Regions from separate parts of the Homo sapiens genome. Here regions 1 and 3 are each linked to region 2. A link is a loop called in an ENCODE intact Hi-C map of the cell type or tissue named here. Cell type or tissue: heart right ventricle. All regions are shown on one strand. Each heading gives the region's core, and the rest is flanking DNA. Links, peaks and the distances in the headings are about the cores only. Region 1 holds the start of LOC107984553 (a long non-coding RNA gene). Region 2 overlaps CRYL1 (crystallin lambda 1). Region 3 overlaps IL17D (interleukin 17D).

What was found. Peaks named below come from ENCODE experiments on the same cell type or tissue, not always from the same donor. Only the 100,000 strongest peaks of a DNase experiment are listed, where the experiment ranks them.
Region 1: a loop joins it to region 2, with 6 times the contacts of the local background. A loop is called at or near these places in 71 of 110 quality-filtered maps.
Region 3: it touches region 2 in a loop (4-fold over the local background); 70 of 110 quality-filtered maps call a loop at or near these places.

Annotation. Positions count from the first base shown.
Region 1 is chr13:20,178,464-20,188,548 of GRCh38, forward strand. It overlaps LOC107984553 (a long non-coding RNA gene), which reads right to left and starts at 7,728. Exons shown (of 3, transcript XR_001749956.2): 1 at 6,989-7,728; 2 at 1,330-1,518; 3 at 493-675. GJB2 (gap junction protein beta 2) reads right to left here. Exons shown (of 2, transcript NM_004004.6): 2 at 9,007-10,085. It also overlaps the pseudogene PPIAP28. In heart right ventricle, for the core only: a CTCF peak has its summit at 3,985 (motif pointing right); a DNase peak (open chromatin) is centred at 3,948; H3K27me3 peaks cover 706 bases.
Region 2 is chr13:20,492,212-20,497,211 of GRCh38, forward strand. The region is part of intron 2 of CRYL1 (crystallin lambda 1); the gene reads right to left. Among named protein-coding and RNA genes, the nearest start is that of CRYL1, 31 kb to the right of the region's middle. RefSeq lists an enhancer at 1,131-1,630. In heart right ventricle, for the core only: CTCF peaks have their summits at 634, 3,103 (motif pointing right) and 3,309; a DNase peak (open chromatin) is centred at 3,070; H3K4me3 peaks cover 752 bases; H3K27ac peaks cover 1,388 bases.
Region 3 is chr13:20,710,569-20,715,568 of GRCh38, forward strand. The region is part of intron 1 of IL17D (interleukin 17D); the gene reads left to right. Among named protein-coding and RNA genes, the nearest start is that of IL17D, 9.4 kb to the left of the region's middle. In heart right ventricle, for the core only: a CTCF peak has its summit at 2,212 (motif pointing right); DNase peaks (open chromatin) are centred at 2,213, 3,422 and 4,293; H3K4me3 peaks cover 1,907 bases; H3K27ac peaks cover 2,723 bases.

The DNA.
Region 1 (10,085 bases), core at 944-5,943, 310 kb before region 2:
CCTCCCACCTCAGCCTCCTGAGTAGCTGGGACTACAGGCATGAGACATCATGTCTGACTGATTTCTGGACCCATTTTTGTAGAGCTGGAGTTTCGCTATATTGCCCAGGCTGGTCTCAAATTCCTAGGCTCGAGTGATTCCCCCACCTCAGCCTCCCAAAGTACTGAGATTACAGGCATGAGCCATGGTGCCCGGTCTGGAGACTTACTTGTTTTTATTTCCCACTGCACAGATATAAAAATATAGTCACCTTGGAGTCTTTCCTCTCTCTCTCTCACCCTTTTTTACTTATCTATTGACAAGTCATGATTTTTTTTGTATTTAGTTTTTGTTTCATAATCATAAACTTAACTCTTCAATCTGGCTAGAAGTGGAGGAGAATTAAAAAAAGGAAGCTCCAAAAACTTCAGCAAGAGCATGAAAATTATAGGATATTATGAACAAATGGGTGGAAGTGTGCTCTCCTGAGCTACAGAAGGAATGCTCTGGTGATTAAGAGAAACACAAATCAAATTTATTGGAGTTGTCCACATTTGGCAATGGTGATCTTGCTGGTCTTGCTCTTCCTGGACCCAAAGCGCTCCATGGCTTCCATGATATTCATGCCTCCTTGCACCTTGCAAAGACCACCTGGCTGCTGGCCCACCACTCAGTTTTGGCAGTACAGATGAAAACCTGGGAACCATTTGTGTCGGGTCCAGCATTTGCCATGCACAAGATGCCAGGACCTGAATGCTTCAGGATGAAGTTCTCACCATCAAATTTCTGCCCATAGATGGACTTGCTGCCAGTGTCATGATGGCGTGTGAAGTCACCACCCTGGCACATAAGCCCTGGAATAATTCTGTGAAAGCAGGAGCCCTTATGGCCAAATCCATTCTCTCCAGACCTCACAGCATGAATGTTTCCTGCTATGTTTGGAACTTTGTCTGCAGCTAGCTCAGAAGAGATGTGGCTTAAGGGCTCAGCAATGTCATAAAACATGGCAGAATTGACCATGGCTGGTGGCAGGGGATCCTGGGGGCATTGGCAGCTACAAAGCCCATGATTGTTATTAAGATATTTAATATGTATTTTTCCATTTCTGCCACCAAATTTATTTGGCTACATGCTACTGTACTGCCTCAGGGTTATGTTTCTGGAGCGCAGCTCTGACTGTGTGGATTTCCAGCTGCGAAACACTCCAGGGCTTCTCATTATCCAGCAAGCAAACTCTGTCCTCTCTCTTTCTGCTTAGGGGCCTTCCTTGCTCCACCCCCAGTAAGTGAGACTTCTCTCCCTTTCAAGAGTGTGCCCTTCGCTCACTCTCGTCAATGTGAGCTATCTTACCTTCCTTTGCTGTCCTCTCCTGCAAGGTCTGAGAGCCCAGAACCGAGTTCCAGAGGACTTTATAACTCCCCTTGAGCCTCGCTGGACTGAGTTCGTGAGTCTGGAATTATGTGGTGTTCTTTCAGTTAGGCCATCCTTGAATTCACCTGAGTTTTCTCATAAACCTTCTGGCCTTTCCTGTGCTATTCTCTGGATGAACAAAATTAAGTCATTTTACAAAATTCTGACCACACATAACTAACACATAGAGTCAAAGTGCTGGACATTTGTAATTTCTAGCCTTTCCTTCTCCTTTGTGACCACATCTTCACTCCCCCAGGCCCATAAACATAGCTATTTTCCCATTCAGAATGAGCAGAGTAAGCCAAGAAGAAATCACTAAAACAGTAACAGCAACAAGGTGTTTCCCATAAGGACTGATTTTGCTTGCTGCTTCCTAGAGCATTGGAGTATGTTTTTGGGAACCCAAAGGTTGTCAAAGGCTCTGGAGGATGAAAATCCTATGAAAATATTCTCTCTTTGTGACTTTGAATTTTTCCTACCATTTCTACAACTAGAAGTTTGCTGGCTGGGGAGAACAAATTCTTCCAAGTTCTTATGTGCTTCTGGACATAGATGATGAGTATTATTAAAACTTCTACTTCTGTTTGGAATACGGATGAAAACTCCTAGACTAGATTACTAAATGAATTATAATTCATACCAGCTTTGGGAAATAAGTTGCCAAGGGGCTTAACGACACAGAGATTTAGATTTAGAGAAATATGAGATTTTCAAAGCTTGACATGGGTGCCTCTTCCTTTTATTACCATTCCTGAGAATACATTTTTTTTTTCTTGAGACAGAGTCTCACTCTGTCTCCCACACTGGAGTCCAGTGGTGCGATCACCAGTCACTGCAGCCTTGACCTCCCCCCGCTCAGGTGATGCTCCCATCTCAGCCTCCTGAGTAGCTAGGACTACAGGTGTGTTCCACCACACCCAGCTAATTTTTCTGGAGAATAACTTTAATGCATAATATTCTACCTAGTATGGGCTATAGAGAGTACTATAAATTTTTTTTTAAGATTAGGAAAGGGCAGTTCTAGCATGCCATTTGAATTTGAGGCAGAATAATTTTCTGGTCCTTCTCCCCTAAATAACTTGACCAGACTTGAATGTGATTGTTTTTCACAAGGAAGGGCAAGGCCCAGCTGTGTGCTCAGACCTGTCCTCTTAGTTTAATGTTTATGGTTAATGTGCATGGGCTTAGGAGTTTATTTCAGTGCATTATAGTGCTAATAAAATAGGATAGAGACATTAACAGGGTTTGATGTGTGTCTGAGTTCAGAACGCATCTTAACATGCTTGATCGCAATCAATGTCTTTCAATGCAGCCCATCCATTGTCTCTTGTGTTAAAAGATCTTTTTTCACTTTTTTCATTAAAAATTGTAGTAAATGCACATGTGCACACACACATAACATAAAATTTACCATCTTAACTATTTTTAGGTGCACAGTTCAGTGGCATTAAGTACATTCACACTGCTGTGCAACCATTACCACCAAGCGTCTCCGGGAACATTTCCAACTTCCCAAATAGAAACGCTGTACTCATTAGACAACTCCCAATCCCCTCTCCTCCCAGCCCCTGGCAACCACTCCATTCTCTTCCTCTATGAATTGGACTGCTGTGAGTATCTAAGTGGAATTATACATATTTGTCCTTTGTGTCTGGCTTATTTAACTTAGCATGATGTCCTCAAGGTTCATCCATGTTGTAGCATGTGTCAGAAATTCCTTCCTTTTTAAGGCTGAATAACATTCCATTGCATGCATAGACTACATTTTGCTTCTCTGTCCATTCGCTGATGGGCACTTGGGCTCCTTCCACCTCTTGGCTGTTGTGAACAGAGCTGCAATGAACATGGATGTACAAATATCTGTTCACATTGAGATCTCTCTCCTTTGGAAAAGGCAGGGCAAATGTGAAAAAAAAATCATACTTTCCTGATTTATTGTGACTCAAAATTTCCCAAACCTACTTCTTATTTTTGAAAAGTAGATGTCACAATTAGTAAAAATCCTGAAAATTTTGAGTGAAATATGTTAGGTGATTTCCCTTCGTAAGAATATAAAAGAAGTAAAATAAAATGATGCTGAATCTTTAGAGAGCTTCCATGTTTACATTAGATGTTGATTTAAACATTTTTCTAAATAAGAGATTTTCCCCTCGTGGATGAGTGTCAAGAAATAATCCGACGTCATAGCATTTATAGTCCTAGATAGTAAAATTTCAAAATCCAAGGATCAGAATAGTTAGAGAAACCTGAGAAAAACCTAAATAAGGACCTGTAAAAAGCTACTAACTACAACCACGAGATTATAGATGTTTGCTGATATTGTTCTCAGTTTGGTTATTGTGTTGTTTATGAATGAAAGTAGTGTATGTTTGTGTGAATTTTTGTTTTTAATTTTTTATGAGTGCCCTAACAAAGATTACAAATTGGGAATACAAACTCCAGAGCAATGGAGACAGTGACACTTTTGTGGAGGGGTACATGTGGCTGTTCGGGTGGTTATTAACACAGGCTGCTGCCCCTGCCCTGCAATGGGAATCCCCAGGGCATTGGAGGATTCAACCTCTTGCAGTTACCTCTTGTAAGACAGCAGATGGCAGCAGAGAGAGGCTTTGCACATCCCTGCAGGTTCTAGTTTGCACAAAGGGCTTCTGAGAGACCTATCAACCAATTATAACATCAAGTGGCAAAAAGAGTCCTTGATAAGTTATTTCGCTTCTCAAAGAAACCGAAAACGCCAAACTAATCACTAGTCTTGTTTTTTTTTTTCCTGGCAAAAGCCTGCTATCTTTCATGATTTAGCTTTCATGAAATTGTTCCTGAAGACCCCCAAAAGAAACAATTTCATGCCCCGAACTCTGTTCAGAGACTTTGCTGTGCCTGTCATGTCCAGCTTGCCATATCCTGTTTTGTAAAGTAGCCACCTTATATACACACCTGCTGTCTGCACTGTGACCTCCTTTCAAAATCATCTTTGGTTCTTCAGAGGCCTGGAATAATGCTCTGCCCAGATGAAGATCTCCGTAAATGTGTTTTTGAAATGGCTAATCAAATAATGGATACCCTTAGGTATTTTTGCAGAAACACTTGACAGCCTTCCATAATATCCCTACTATGAAATGGAAACTTGTGAATGAGATGTGGCTAAGTACTTTATCCATAAAACTCCAAACTTGAATCATGTTGGTAAGTGAACTGATGTTAAGCTAGCAGGAAATTGTTGGTGGCATTCCTTATTCAACATTTTTATTGGCTTAAGTGACCATAGAGAAAGCACGCTCATGAAACTGACAGATGACATAAAGTTGGAATGAATTGCTAATAAACTGAAGACAGGGTTCAAAAAGATCTGGATGGACCAGAAGGATGAGCCCAAACCAGCAAGATGAAATGTAACAGGGACAATGCAAAGCCCTGAATTTAGGTTAGAAAAATGGGGGTGGGGGGGCGGCACCTGGGCCACAGAGCAAGACTCCATCTCAAAAAAAAAGAAAGAAAAATGGGGGGAAGGGTAGACTTTGTGAAAAATGGGAGACAATGCTACTATCACTTAACAAGGAGATGGTTCAGTAACATTCGATGGGACATTGTACATTGTTAAAAGAACAAATTTCTATACATGGTGACATGAAAGGATTTCCTTTTTGTTTTTGTTTGTGGGTTTTTTTGTTTGTTGTGTTTTTTTGAGATGGAGTCTCCCGCTGTTGCTCAGGCTGGAGTGCAATGGTGCAGTCTTGGCTGACTGCAACCTCCACGTCCTGGATTCAAGAGATTCTCCTGCCTCAGTCTCCCAAGTAGCTGGGACCACAGGCATGCACCACCATGCCTGGCTAACTTTTGTATTTTTTTAGTAGAGAAGGGGTTTCACCATGTTGGCCAGGCTGGTCTCAAACCCCTAACCTCAAGTGATCCATCCACCTCGGCCTCCCAAAATGCTGGGATTACAGGCGTGAGCCACCACACCTGGCCAGACCTAGAAGGATTTCTAAGACATATTACTAAATGGGAAACAATCATAGAAAAAATGATGTAAGAAATGCAAACCAACATGGTCACGTATGTGTTGTGTGTCTATGTATATAAGTATGAGTATATTCAATTGCACAGGGGAAAAGTCTGGAAGGATATAATCCAGATGTTAACACTGAAACTTCCAAGCAGGGGAGTGAAATGAGACTTTCACTTTTGACTTCGTATACTCCTGTATTATTTAAGTGAAAATGTATTTATATATTCTATAATTACAAAAATCACATTGGTTGCCTTTTCATTTTGAAATGAGCAAAAGTGACAGGGCTGTTAAAAAGCTAAGTCACTTGAGCAATAACGTGATGTCCAGAACAGTGGTTCCATGGCTCAGCCATGTCGGGGGCTGCACTGAGGACAGGGGGCCATCTGCCTTCTAGGAGGACACTGTGGACTGGAATATTGTTCCTGCCTTGAGGAGGAGTCTCCCAGCACAGTTACTGCTGCTTGACTGTCAGAGCATGCGTTTTCTTAGGGAAGTTGAAGGCAGCCTGTATCTAGTAAGGTGGTATGCAGTAGTTGCTTAATGCTGAATGTGTGAAGGAATGTGGGGCTGTGGAGCAGGAGGATAAAGTCTGAACTTGGACCTGTTGTTCTCAGCTATTCGAAGCTTTCTCAAGTGGAAAATAGACTGACTTTGGGTCCATCAGAGGGCAGAACAAATGCTGGAGAGCAGATGCTAGAATTCCGTCTTAAAACCATGAATCCTTACAGCGGCCTGCGTGGCCTGCGCCATCTGTCCCAGCCACGCCCTCCTTGGCCCCATCTCCCCCTTTCTCGCCCTGACTCTTTGGCATCCTGGCCTTTCCGTCTCACTGGGATGCTTCCCTAAGAGACTCGTGTGGTTTGCTGCCCTGTATCCTCCGGATCTCCTGACCACCCTATGTTAGTTACATTGCAATTTCCCGTTTCCCTCATGACGTCTTATTTTCCTCCATTTAAATTACCTGCAGCAGGTACCACCTACAGGGATCTGTTGAGAGTCGGCCTCCTTCAATGTGAAGCCTGATGTTTTGTTCTGTTCACAGCTATGCCCCCAGCCCCTAACAGTTGGTGGCAGTCAGTAAATATTGCCTGGGAAAACGAATCATTAGCCATGTGCAGAAATGGAACAGCGTCTCACCAAGTTGGGGTTGCCCCTGGACCCTGTGAACACTGGGGCAGCTGGGGTGTTCCTACTGTGCTTGTTACCGGCTTCAGGAATCAAATGCACTAGAGAATTGTAGAAGTGCGGTCCACATCCTCTGTGTGGTAGGACCAGCTGCTGTTGGCCTCTGAGCAGGATCTCTTACCTCTCTGAGCAGTGCCTTCCTGTTGCCCTCAGCAAGAATAACACTAACAGCCTAGGACTTCAGAGCACTGCTGCGAGGTGCAAATGAGGTGATATGGGAAAAGCATTTGGTGAGATGTATGGAAAGTGTAGAGACCCTGACCAGATGAGTCAATGGCCTTCTTCGTTACTCTGTTGACCTTTCTTTAATTACAGAGTCGCATAGCTGTCACCACCTTATCCTTTTTTGCTGCTATATTTGCCCCCAGCCATTCCTCTCCCGGCTTATGTGGCTAGACTCACCTGCCTGTGCTGCAGTTACTCCAGGCTTTGTGTAAATGTGCATTTTTTTCCAGCCCCCAGTTTATCAAGCTTTGCTTGAGTCACTTGTATCTGAAATACCATCTGTCACTCTTCCAGGTTGGGATCTGTCTAGTGGAAAACAGATGACAGTCATATGTTACTTAGTGCTTTACTATGTGGAGAACGTTTACATAAATTATCTTATTTCATTGCCACTAAGCCGGGGAAAGATTCAGGAAACCCATTTTAAGATGAGGACACTGAGGTCAGGGTAAGTGAGTGAGCTTTTACCCACCTCTCAGCTGCTCTCTAGTTGTCAAAGACCAACCCGTGGGGGTGGCTCAGGCCCGACCCCTGCAGCATATTCCTTGGGGCCTCCCAAGTGGGCCCGATCTGCTCACCCCAGCTGTGACTGTCTTTTGACAGGAGGAGGGAGCAGCGAGGCTGCACCCACTGCTCATAAAAAGCAGAGCTTGTCCACGCCGAGGGCTCGGCTGGGTGGGAGGCCGCTTCCACAAGGCTTTTTCTTGCTCCATACAAAGTGCAGACTGATGCTTTGAGATATAGTCAGGATTATCATTTTCAGAGCTCAAGCTCTAATTTCCAGGCATGTGACCAGACCTCTCTATCCATTCCTACAAGTGGTCGAGAGTAGCCCATAATTATTTTGGCTTGGTCTTTTAATAGCTTGAGAGTAATAATCTACATAGCTTGTAGAAGTGAATGTACTTATTTTAAAAGTTCTGTGTTTTTTGATGTTGTTGTTGTTTGGGACAGGATCTTGCTGTCGCCTAGGCTGGAGTGCAGTGGCACAATCTCAGCTCACTGCAGCATGGACCTCCCAGGTTCAAGCAATCTTCCCACCTCAGCCTCCTGAGTAGCTGAGACTACAGGCACATGTTACCACGCCTGCCTGGCTAACATTTTTATTTTTTATAGAAACAATGTCTCCCTATATTGCCCAGGCTGGTTTTGAACTCCTGGGCTCAAGTGATCCTCTCGTCTCAGCCTCCCAAAGTGTTGGGATTATAGGTATAAGCCTCTGCACCCAGCTTAAAAAATCCTATTTTCACAGTCTATGTGCAGAGCATTTTGGAAGTCAGGTAGAAACCATTTCCCATTTTCTATTACCTGGGTGATAGTTGACTGGTTTTTGTTCTTTGAAATCCATTTTAAAAGTGTATGGTCCTCTATGAAAATACTTCTAATTATTGATGTGTGAAATGCTTTGAAATCCTTGGATGGAAATCTTGTACCATGAAAGAACAGAACTGTTGGTGGTGTCTCTGGGAGAGGCTCACGAGGGCCGGGCAAGCCTGTGGGGGTAGCAGGCAGTCACTCCCATGGGGACAGGCTGACCTGGCAGGCTTATTTCCCATGGAAGTGGGCACTGAGGAATAAAAAGCAGTTTCAGGCCAGGTGCGGTGGCCCATGCCTGTAATCCTTGCACTTTAGGAGACTGAGGCAGGGGGATCCCTTCAGCCCAGGAGTTCGAGACCAGACTGGGCAATATAGTGGGACCTCGTTTCTACAAAAAATGAAAAAATTAGTGGAGTGTGGTGGCACACTCCAGTGGTCCCAGCTACTTGGGACGCTGAGGTGGGAGGATCGCTTGAGCCTGGGAGGCAGAGGTTGCAGTGAGCCAAGGTCATGCTATGAGTAACATTTTGAAGGTCCACTTCTGGGATTCATCCAGGAGCTAAACGGGTCATGTCCAGCCAACTCAGCATTCACCAAGGTACGTTTCCAGACCAAACACCACATTGTCCATAGACTGATATGCCTCAAAAACCTGGTAGAGGTGGGCACGGGGTTAGGTAGAAATCATCTTCCTCCCTTCCTTCCCCACCAAACTTTCTGGTGACAGAAGCTTTTCTGTAACTGGGGCAGAATGGGGTCAGACACTCTGGCAACTTACCCATTGGTGTTATGAAATATAAAACATTAATGTATTTATATAAAAAGTGATAGATGAAATTAAAATTTGCTGTTCTATTAAAACCATATTAGATTTTAAATTATTATAGAGATTATATTTTAATGTTTTAAATGTATTTGATACATTACAAAATTATTTTAGTTACAAGCATATCATTAAAGCTATTCTTTATTATTACAAAATGCTTTTACAATGCTATTCTTGACAACAGGAAAATACTTACCCTCACTGAAATATGTGGAGTACCATTTTTTGGAAACCATGTCAAGCATAATGGCAATATTCAGGTTCAATCTTCCTATAGATCTGCTCAATATTTATCTAAACCTTAGCTTCTATTCTTTTCACATGTTATTAGCTATATTTTCACTTAAAAAATTGGAGGCTGAAGGGGTAAGCAAACAAACTTTTGAAGTAGACAAAGCTCATCTTTAATCAACAGACTTTAGAGTCCAGTCTTTCCAAATCTGTTTTTAACGACAGAAACTTCTCCCTCCCCTGCCCCATTTTGTCCTCCCCATTAAATGGTACTGTGTCAATAAAATTCCCAAGCGACCTCTTTAAATCAGCGTTCTTTCCGATGCTGGCTACCACAGTCATGGAAAAGGGAGATGTGTTGGACAGGCCTGTCATTACAGGTAGTAGTTGGTGGTACATCCAGTCTGTATTTCTTACACAAAATTACATCTAAATATTTGACATGAGGCCATTTGCTATCATAAGCCATCACTAGGAACTTCTAGTCTGTCTCACTCGATTGAGGCTACAATGTTGTTAGGTGCTATGACCACAATGAATACAACAGACAGCCTCTCAGCTGTGCTGCAAAGTATTCATAACCAAAAGACCATATTTCAAATTAAATCATAGTAGCGAATGACATACCATTTACATATTACAATCTGAGCCTCTGAAACAGGGGGAACATATAATGGTATCCAGAACATCTTTACATCAAAATAACCTATCATACTACAAAGTTTTCACTTCCAAAAAGTGTAACAGAGTTTAAGGCACTGGTAACTTTGTCCACTGTTAGAGATTAAAACTTCCAAAGCAAATGAAAGAACCAATGTTCACCTTTAACGTGGGGAAAGTTGGCAAAAAGAACCCCAGGAGGACACCCAAACCTTCTCTGTGTCCTCTGTGGAACCTGGC
Region 2 (5,000 bases), core at 1-5,000:
TAGTATGTTTTGATCCATCTTTGAAAATGTTGTTACACAACTCTGTAAACATACTATAAAACCACTGAATTGGACGTGTCAAATGAGTCAATTGTATGACATGTAAATTTATCTCAATAAAGCAGTAGCATTAATATCTTATTGCTACTGTAACAAATTATCACAAACAGTGGCTTAAACAATACAAATGTATTATCTTACAGTTCTAGAGGTCAGAAACCCCAAGTAGACTAACATCAAAGCGTCAGCAGGGAACGCACTCTTTCTGGAGGTTTCAGGGAGAATGCATTCCTGGCCTGTCTCAGCTTCTAGAGGCTGCCTGCATCCGTGGCTCATGACCCCTTCCCCCTCCATAGCCAGCCAACCCTGCCCCACCTGTTTCTGCCATCATGTCTCCTTCCTCCTTTATCCCTCTAAGGACCCATGTGATTACACCAGGCCAAGCCAGCTATTCCAGGATAATCTCCCCATCTTGCCATTCTTAATTCAATTACATCTGCAACGTCCCATTTGCCATGTAAAGTTCTGGCTCATCCAAAGCTATGCCAAAAATCTGGACATCTAACTGTGGTTGCAGGTATATTGTTCTGAGGATGATATGCAATTTGCTCCTGCCAGGCACTTGGGGGTGCTACCAACCAAGGAACCAATCTGAATTCTTGGCTTGGGGGTTTTCCAGATGACACAGGTAGTATGAATTTGAGGATTGCTCTATGGTTATAAATTCTCAGAGAAACTCTTCCTCCCCTCCACTCAGAGTCAATGCCCCCACCGGTGACCCTCCATTTAGGGGATCCAAGTTCTCTTTTTCGCCAATGATGTAGCTGTTAGAGAACTCTAGCTTCTGTCAGAGATCTCCAATTAGATTCCCATCTTGCACAGACTCGGGTTGGCTGTTACAATCGAAGCTCTAGATTAGCAAGACTGAGCAGCCGCCAGCTGTGGCTGTCAAGCACCCCTTGGAACTGGTGCTCCGAGGCAGGCCTCTGAAATTCTCCATTACCTTCTTGCCATGTGAGCTTACTACCATGACTTCCACGGACTGGACCCCACATGTGAATCTGGGCCAATGGCAGAGGCCCATAGGCAGCCGGTGGTGGCTGCAGTAACCAGCCCAAGGGAAGCCTGAGCCCTATAGCGACAGGGCGGTCAGAAATGCAGACCCAGGCCAGGCGCGGTGGCTCACACCTGTAATCCCAGCACTTTGGGAGGCCGAGGTGGGCAGATTACCTGAGCTCAGGAGTTTGAGACCAGCCTGGCAAACATGGTGAAACCCCGATTCTACTAAAAATACAAAAATTAGCCAGGTGAGGCTGCACATCCCTGTAATCCCAGCTACTTAGGAGGCTAAGGCAGGACAATCACTTGAACCTGGGAGGTGGATATTTCAGTGAGCCGAGATCACGCCACTGCACTCCAGCCTGGGCGACAGAGCTAAACTCCATCAGAAGAAGAAGAAGAAGAAAGAAGGAGAAGGAGAAGGAGAAGAAATGCAGACTTCCACAGTGGGCAGACTGGTTGAGGGCAGGAAGGAGCAACAGAAACACAGCCCGTAGTGGAGTCACCATGACCACAGGCCATAAAAAGTCAGGACTTTAGAAAAGGACACAGCCACCCTATAACTGCTGTGAGCTGCCAGAGCCACTGGCTGACTATCAGAGGCTCAGGTGTCCCCTGAACAATGTCTGTTTCTGCGACAAAGATGCAGCCGCAGAGATGGTGTCCTGTATCTCTTACTCCCTCGCCTGGTATCACAATCAACCCTCATCAAGAGCAGAAATCAGAGTACCCTGTCCTTTATAGCCTGAAAGGGCCTAGCGCAGACTTTGTTTGGAGATTACAACACATTTGAATTTTTCAGTTTTTAACTATACGATTTATATAAGTTTGACCTGCAGCAGTGGCTAAGCCTTGGAGTCAACATTGGTAAAAGACAACCACACTGCCCATAAACACAACCAGAAGAAAAACATTCATATGGCAGAAGAGCTATTTGTAGCTACCAAGCAAAAACTCACTTCAGCTTAATTGAAAGTTTTTTGTGTTACGGAGGAATAAGTGAGATGTTTAATACTGCGCCCATTGCTTTTCTAAGACTATTTCCTTTTCATAATTTATTTAAGAAATTTTAAATGTAGAAAGAATAATAAACATCCTCATCTCTCCACCCTCCAGAACTAACCACCGCCAATCCTCTTTGTCACTTTTTAAGTAAACAAAACCTAAATGAATCTCTTAGCGCCATCATCCCAGCCTCACCCAACCATCTTTCCACTGAACACACACAGGGTCTCTGGATGCCAAGGTCTGGGAACATAGTGAGTAACCATTGCATCCTTTAGGAAACTATGTCTGAGCGCCTGATGTGCTCAAAGCACCTGCTCCAAGCCTTAGTAGGCCAGCTGTGCGTCTTCAAACCTTTCCACTAATCCAAAGCAAACTTTTAGCCTTTTTTCCCAAAAGTACTGCATGAGATTAGACAGATAATGGGAGAACAGGAGTCTCTTGTTCCTCGATCCTCCAGGGACCACCCCGGAATGAGAATGTCCCATGGAGACAGCAAGCAGTGGCAAGAAAAGACACAACCACTCGCCTCTTTCAGAGCAGACTCAGGCTGAGGAATGTGCAGTGGTGGTTCTGCCTCAGGCCCTTCCTCCCTGGGCAGCACACACAGGTAGGACAGAGAACCTGGGCATGAGGGAGAGACACGGTCACACATGAACCCATCAGCCAACTGCAAACTCCAGGACCCTGCTGTGTGGTCCCGAGGGACGTCCAGTGAAAGCTGCGGAGGAGCTTCCGACATCTGCAGACAGACCCCTGTGTTCTCTTTAGGGCCAACAAATCCACATGCCACAAATCAAACCCAGCCTTTTGGCAACATTTTGTCCCAGTTAGATTAATTCCAATTTTTTTTATTCTTTTGGAAGAACTTCTGCATCAAGCTTTGTAGAAGACGTACATAAACACCTAGAAAAGATGTGCCAATCAACCGGGATTTTCAAATGCCACACACATACCAGGCTGTGGCATTGCCACACTTAACAGTTAACGTCAGGTTAGAGGCACTAGTAGAAGGCTGCAATGTGCCAGTTCTACCTCTAGAGGTCAGCCTAACACTAGGACTCAAAATACTGGCTCCTAACCAGTAAAGTTAAATTTTTACTTAAAATTAGAGAAAAGGAAATGTTAACAATTCTCACGGTAGGACAGGGTATGGGTGATTTTAATTTTTTTTAATGTTTCTATCTTTGAAATGTACTCAAAAGGAGCATGTATTTATTTTTAAAAAAGACTGAAGAAATTGGAACCTTGTGCACTGATGATGGGAATGTGGAAACGGCACAGCTGCTGTGGAAAACGTATGGTGGTAACTCAAAAAGTTAAAAATAGAGCCACCATATGATCCAGGAACCCCACTGCTGTGCATATATCCAAAAGAACTGAAGCGGGATCGCAAAGAGAGATTTGCACAGTCATGTTCCTAGCAGTGTTGTCAACAACAGAAGAAGCAAGCAATCCAAAAGTCCACCAACAGATGGAGGGATAAACAAAACATGGTTTCACACCTACGGTGGAATCTTATTCGGCCCCACAGGGGAAGGAAGTCCTGTCATATGTCATATGCCAGGCTGGAGTGCAGTGGCGCAGTCTCAGCTCACTACAACCTCCCCCTCCCGGCTTCAGGCGATTCTCCTGCCTCAGCTTCCCAAATAGCTGGGACTACAGGAATGCACCACCACACCCAACTGATTTTTGTATTTTTTAGTGGAGACGGGTTTTCACTCTATGTTGGCCAGGCTGGTCTTGAACTCCTAACCTCAGGTGATCCACCTGCCTTGGCCTCCCAAAGTGCTGGGATTACAGGTGTGACCCACCTCGCCCGGCCTAGGATGAACTTTTTACTTAACATTATGCTTAAGTGAAATAAGCCAGACACAAAAGGACAGATGCCATATGACTCCACCTACAACAGGTACCCAGAGCAGTCAAACTCACAGTGACAGAAAGTAGAATGGTGGATGCCAGGGGCTGGCAGAGGCACAAAAGAAGAGTTGTTTAATGGGCACAGAGTTCAGTTTTACAAGATGAAAAAGCTCTGCAGATTGCACAACCATGTGAACGTACTTAATGCTACTCAACTATTATACACGTTAAAATGGCAAAGATGGCCAAACTTCATGAGAACTAGAATTTAGAAATAAGTCGATTTAGGGTATAACAAGCTCATAGATTTTACAGAATGACTTAGAAAATCGTTTTGGCTAGTATATTCCCGTTAATTCATGCAATAATCTAGGTCCTGGACTTTGAATTACACACAGTAACATAAAGCACATCTATTTATCTCTGCTCCCTCCAGAAACCTTAGTAAAACCAGGCTAATAATGGATCTTTTTTTAAAAGCATAGACCTGTGCCTGGTGTGGTGGCTTACACCCATAATCCCAACACTTTGGGAGGCCGAGGCAGGCAGATCAGATCTCTTGTGCTCAGGAGTTTGAGACCAGCCTGGGCAACATGGCAAAAAGGCTGAGGTAGGAGGATCACTTGAGCCCCCGAGGTGGAGGCTGCAGTGAGCAGAGATCATGCCACTGCACTCCAGCCCGGGCACCAGAGCAAGACCCCGTCTCAAAAAAAAAAAAAAAAAGTGTAGGCCCACAAGGTCAGAGATTATTGGGAGACAAAATGGACAAAATATGCTAATTTTTTGGAAAATTGGAAATCATGCAAAAGTAGTCAGGTAAATGATTGAATGAGGTGGAGAAAGCTAAAACTTAGGCATGGGGTTAAGGAAAATGCCAACGAAAAGCAAGTCGCAATAGCTCCTGAGAGACGTGGAAAAGGTCAGAATCTGCAGGTACCAAAGAGGACACAGTGTGAATGAGGAGTGGGAGGTGACAAGAGTTTACTGAAAGCGGTGCCACTACTAAAGAAATCCAACCACAATAGGCCAGACACAAGAGGCCGTTGGGGGGTGCTACAGATACCAGGGGCTTC
Region 3 (5,000 bases), core at 1-5,000, 220 kb after region 2:
CGGTGAGCTGAGATCGCGCCACTGCACTCCAGCCTGGGCAACAAAAGCAAAACTCTGTCTAAAAAAAAAAAAAAAAAAAAAAAAGAAACCCCAAAGATAAACACCTACCAGTACAGTACTCTGAATATTTTTTAACAGCTTATGTTTTCCAATTTTTGGTAGTCGTCTAAAGATAACTTTTCTCTAGGTTATGAATAATGTGCAATAATTTATTTTTAGGCCTTGTTACTTTCTTCTTTAACTCCTTTCCTCTGGACAATTTAAGAAACTACACCTAATTTATTTTACAGTAAACAACTCTATGGATAGCTGTAGTCGGGAGGTAAACAAAGAAAAGGACAAGGAGTGTCCTAGGCTATTTTCTGCTGCCATCACAGATACCACAGAGCGGGTAATTTATAAAGAGTACAAGTTGGCCAGGCGTGGTGGCTCACGCCTGTAATCCCAGCACTTTGGGAGGCTGAGGTGGGTGGATCATTTGAGGTCAGGAATTCAAGACCAGCCTGACCAACACGGAGAAACCCCAGCTCTACTACAAATACAAAATTAGCTGAGCGTGGTGGCACACACCTGTAATCCCAGCTACTCGGGAGGCTGAGGCAGGAGAATCACTTGAACTGGGGAGGTGGAGGTTGCAGTGAGCTGAGATCATGCCATTGCACTCCAGTCTGAGCAACAAGAGTGAAACTCTGTCTCAAAAAAAGAAAAAAAAAAGTACAAGTTGATTTGGCTCATGGCTCTGGAGGCTGGAAAGCCCAAGGGTCTGGTGCTGGCATCTGGTGAGAGTCGTCCCACGCTGGAAGGTGGAAGCAAGTGACAGAGAGGGAAGGGCGGAACTCATCCTTTTACCAGGAACCCCTCCAAGGATGGCAGAGCCCTCCTGACCCAGTCACCTCTTCAAGGCCCCGCCTCCCACACTGTTACCATGGCAACTGAGTTTTTAACACATGAGCTGTTGGAGGGACACAGACCATAGCAGAGAGTAAAGGAGAGTAGGGAGAACAGGGGACAGGAGGTCAAGTAACTTTCAAATAGACACCCTAGGTCACCAACGGCATTCGAAGAGGCCATGAGACCCTCCCCAGCAGCCCAGTGCAGGTACGGTTCAGGTACCCCGGCTGAAGGAAGCCGGTATTTTCCTGTGGAGAACCCAAGTACCAGAATTTCAGCAGATGACATTGGGGAAGAGGGGAAATCACAAGAAAATAAATTCCCTTCAGGGATTTCATTTGAAAAGCGCCACCTTGGGATACAGATGTGGGATACAGACTGGAAGTCACCTGAATGACCGCCTATAGGCAGCTAGTCAGATAAAATGCTATACAGCTGTGAAGACTGGCGGCTCTCAGTGTACCTAAGGATATCCCCTACTTACTAAATGTGCCCAAGTTCAGCTTCCAGTTACCTGTGGGCAGTTCAGCAATGGCCCATTCACTGCGACCTGTTTCCCATGTGGGCTGTCCATTAATTATTCCACTTGACCGATATTGAAACCCAGGGTCACATTCATTCATCAAATATTGTCTAGGGGCTGGTGGGCAGGCCCCCTGGAATACAGCCAGGAACCACAGACCCTGACACTCCTCCTGCAGTCACAAGGTACTGTTCGCATCACTTTCTCTCCATCAAATCTTTTTTAAAAAATTTATCTAAGGGGTTATAACATTAGAGAAAGATTAGGAGTATAATGTTAGAGAAAGTTATCCTCACTACAGCTATCCTTCTTGTTAAGACACCAGGCCGGGTGCAGTGGCTCATGCCTGTAATCCCAGCACTTTGGGAGGCCAAGGCGGGTGGATCATATGAGGTCAGGAGTTCAAGACCAGCCTGACCAACATGGTGAAACCCCCATCTCTACTAAAAATACAAAATTAGCCGGGTGTGGTGGCGCACACCTGTAATCCCAGCTACTCAGGAGGCTAAGGCCAAGAGAATCGCTTGAACCCGGAAGGCGGAGGTTGCGGTGAGCCGAGATCGCGCCGTTGCACTCCAGCCTGGGTGACAGAGCAAAACTACGTCTCAAAAACAAACTCCCATTTATCCTCTACCCCTTTAACAAATGCATGTCTCTCTTTTATGCACTTTCAAATGTGTGTGCCGACGCTAAAAAAAAAAAAAAACCCCACCCTGCAGGCTGAGACCCCTGTGGTACGCGCGTCCCCACTGTCTTGAGCACCGGCTGGCGAAGGTGTCTGCAGCGGCGTCTCTGGCCGACAGGGGGCAGCACGGCGCCAGCGTCCTCGCCCAGCGCACTGGCTGCCCGGGCCGGCCCACCGCGTGGTCTGTGGAATTTGGGGATGGGAGGTGCTTTTCTTTCTTCTCTTTCTTTCTCTTTTTTCTTTTTTCCTTTCTTTTCTTTCCTTCCTTCCTCCCTCCCTTCTTTCCTTCCTCTCTCCCTCCCTCCCTTCTTTCCTTCCTTCCTTCCTCCCTCCCTCCCTCTTTCTTTTTTATAACGTTTTTCCTTGGGTCCCTGCTTCCAAACTGTGGGTTATTTTCTAATGTCTTAAAGCAAACTAAGCCACGCCTTCACGGAGTCTCTGCACATAGTACATGAGCACAGGTGCAGTGTCCTTTCGCCGCCATCCTCTAATGACAACGCTTTGTTGAGAAAACGAGGGCGTTAGAGAAAGGAAGAGTGAAGGACAGAGGGCTCTGCTGCCTGGCTGGGAAGGTCTCAGTCACAGCCTGTGAGACGGCCGGCGGGACATTGTTCATCCTCATTCATTCTTGGAGAAAAAGAGAAACTCATTGTTTAAAGCAGCTTATTTAAGAAATGTTGGTATTTTCCCCCTAAAATGTTTGTATGCTTAAATGACCTTGAACTGGCCAAGGTACAGCACAGACCCCGCTACTCCCCCCTTGCCCCAGCTTCTTAAAATACAGCAGGCTCTACTGCACCTATCACTGTTTCACAGGGTAAAAATAAAAGCATTGTCAGGAGCATTGTTATGGGATTAAAGTCTCTCGTTCTGAAAATAGGTATGTTCGTTTTGCTTTGATAGTTATTTTCCCCTTACTGCCTGGGTTTTACTTTAGCATTCTTAGAGTAACCAGGGATGATGATAATATTTCATTCCATCAGCGCCTCTTGCAATGCTCCTCACCTGAATAAAATGCATGTGCCCTAATGCCAACAGAATGATTTGGGCAAATTCAGGAAGTTCCCCACATGCCATGAAGTGAAATTCCTCATGGTGTCTGTCTTCCAGAAGTGACACATGAAAAACTGGCAATGAGCACACTGCTCACTAAATAAGAGGCCAAAGAGAAAAGAATCTACCGGAAACTCTTCCGGAATTAAAGAGTCCAGGCTCATGTTGTGATAGTGATTATTCCTCATAACCAGTGTTGTGGCGACAACTGACTCACTGGCGGTCGGGTGGACTCCCCCCTTGGTGCGCACAGGCGCCTGCCCCAAGGACAGACACTTCAAAGATGGCTCTGAACCCAGATTCTGCAGCTTCCCCCGGGCGGAGAGTTAAGCCACCCCGTGGGCATGAGTCGTGTTTTTCCTTTGAAGAGATGTTTCCCAGCTGCAATGAATGTGTGGCATTTGCCATGACAAAATAAAACCCTTCAAGAAATGTGGGTTCTCATTCTCATTTCTTTTTCTCCCTTTCCCTCTGTAAAACTTTTTTTTCTGAATTATCTTCCAAATTCTTTTCCAAAACATTAGTCTTTCTCTCCTCTTCCCCTACCTCCCAGATGAACGAATTTCCCCAGAATAAATGGATTTCCTTGTTGTAGCCTCACTGTTTACCAAGTGCCTGGCTGGCTGCTAAATAGCCACAAACCGCACACCGCATCTGTTATTACCGTGAGGCTTAGGCAGCTTGGCTGTGGGGGGCAGTGCGGGCGGCTGGGCTAACCCAGGAGAGCTGGAAGACTTTGGACAAGTCCGCTACTCTGTTGGTGCCTCAGTTTCCTCACGAGTGAGAGGAGAGGGTGGGCAGGCTAAGCCTTCTTTTTCCTAATAGCCCTGAGCCAGCTCAGTTGGCAGAGGAGCCGGGTTCATTCTGGAGCCCTGACCTTGATGTTAAGTTCAGGATTGCACCAAAGTCAACCTCAGTACCCAGACAGGGCAGGACTGACCGCTAGTTCTCCTTGGCCTGGGGAAGCCAGTGGGGATCCGTGCCCTGGGCAGACCTCATTGCTATCCCAGGCTGATTTTTCCATGTCCTGTTTCATGAGAAATGCACGACTGATGTTTTCTTGTGGGGGCCAGAAAAGCATTTTTCAGAGCTTCTTGGCAGCACATATTGAAGATCTTTGGCTCCCTGGGGCCTTAGCTCATGGAAGGAGGGTGGAGCTGATGGGTCTGCTGGCCATGGCTTGGCAACAGGGAAGCTGTTTGTGGTCTCCAGTTACTCCCTGGCCAGCCACCAGAGCCCTACTATACCCGGCCCTGGCCCCACAGCCGTCCTGGCTGCACATAGTGCTTCCAATGTGGTGGTCCTGCCCCTTCCTTCCCCTGTGGTCTCAAAACCATTCCCCCTCCCAGCTGCTGGGCTTGCTCCAAAGGGAAAGTGAGAGATCGGAAGGCTAACACAAACCTGTCTTCGTGACTCATTACTTCTCTTAAACATAGAGACCAACTGGTCTATACCAGGGCTGTCTATTAGAATTATCTGGGGAGGTTTTAAAAAAGACCAGCCCCCCGCTCCACTCTAGAGCAATTGAATCAGAATCTCTGGGGGTGGGGGGGACACTGATTACTATTTTTTATAAGCTCATTTGTGTGCCTCCAGGGAAGCCATCCCATTGGCAACACTGATTGCTTACTGGGTTAATAATGACCTTATGTACTCATTAGAGGAAATGTAGAAGTCCTGGGCCGGTATGGTCATGAAATTCACACCCACTTGGGAAATGCAATCATCCAGTTGTTTGCCATCAGCTGCAAATCGATAGATAGATCCGAGCTTAGCCAATGGCTAGCTAGCCTTTAGGGATAGCGCTTACGTTGTTGACTGTGCAGCCAGAAATGGGTTTCTGCTGAT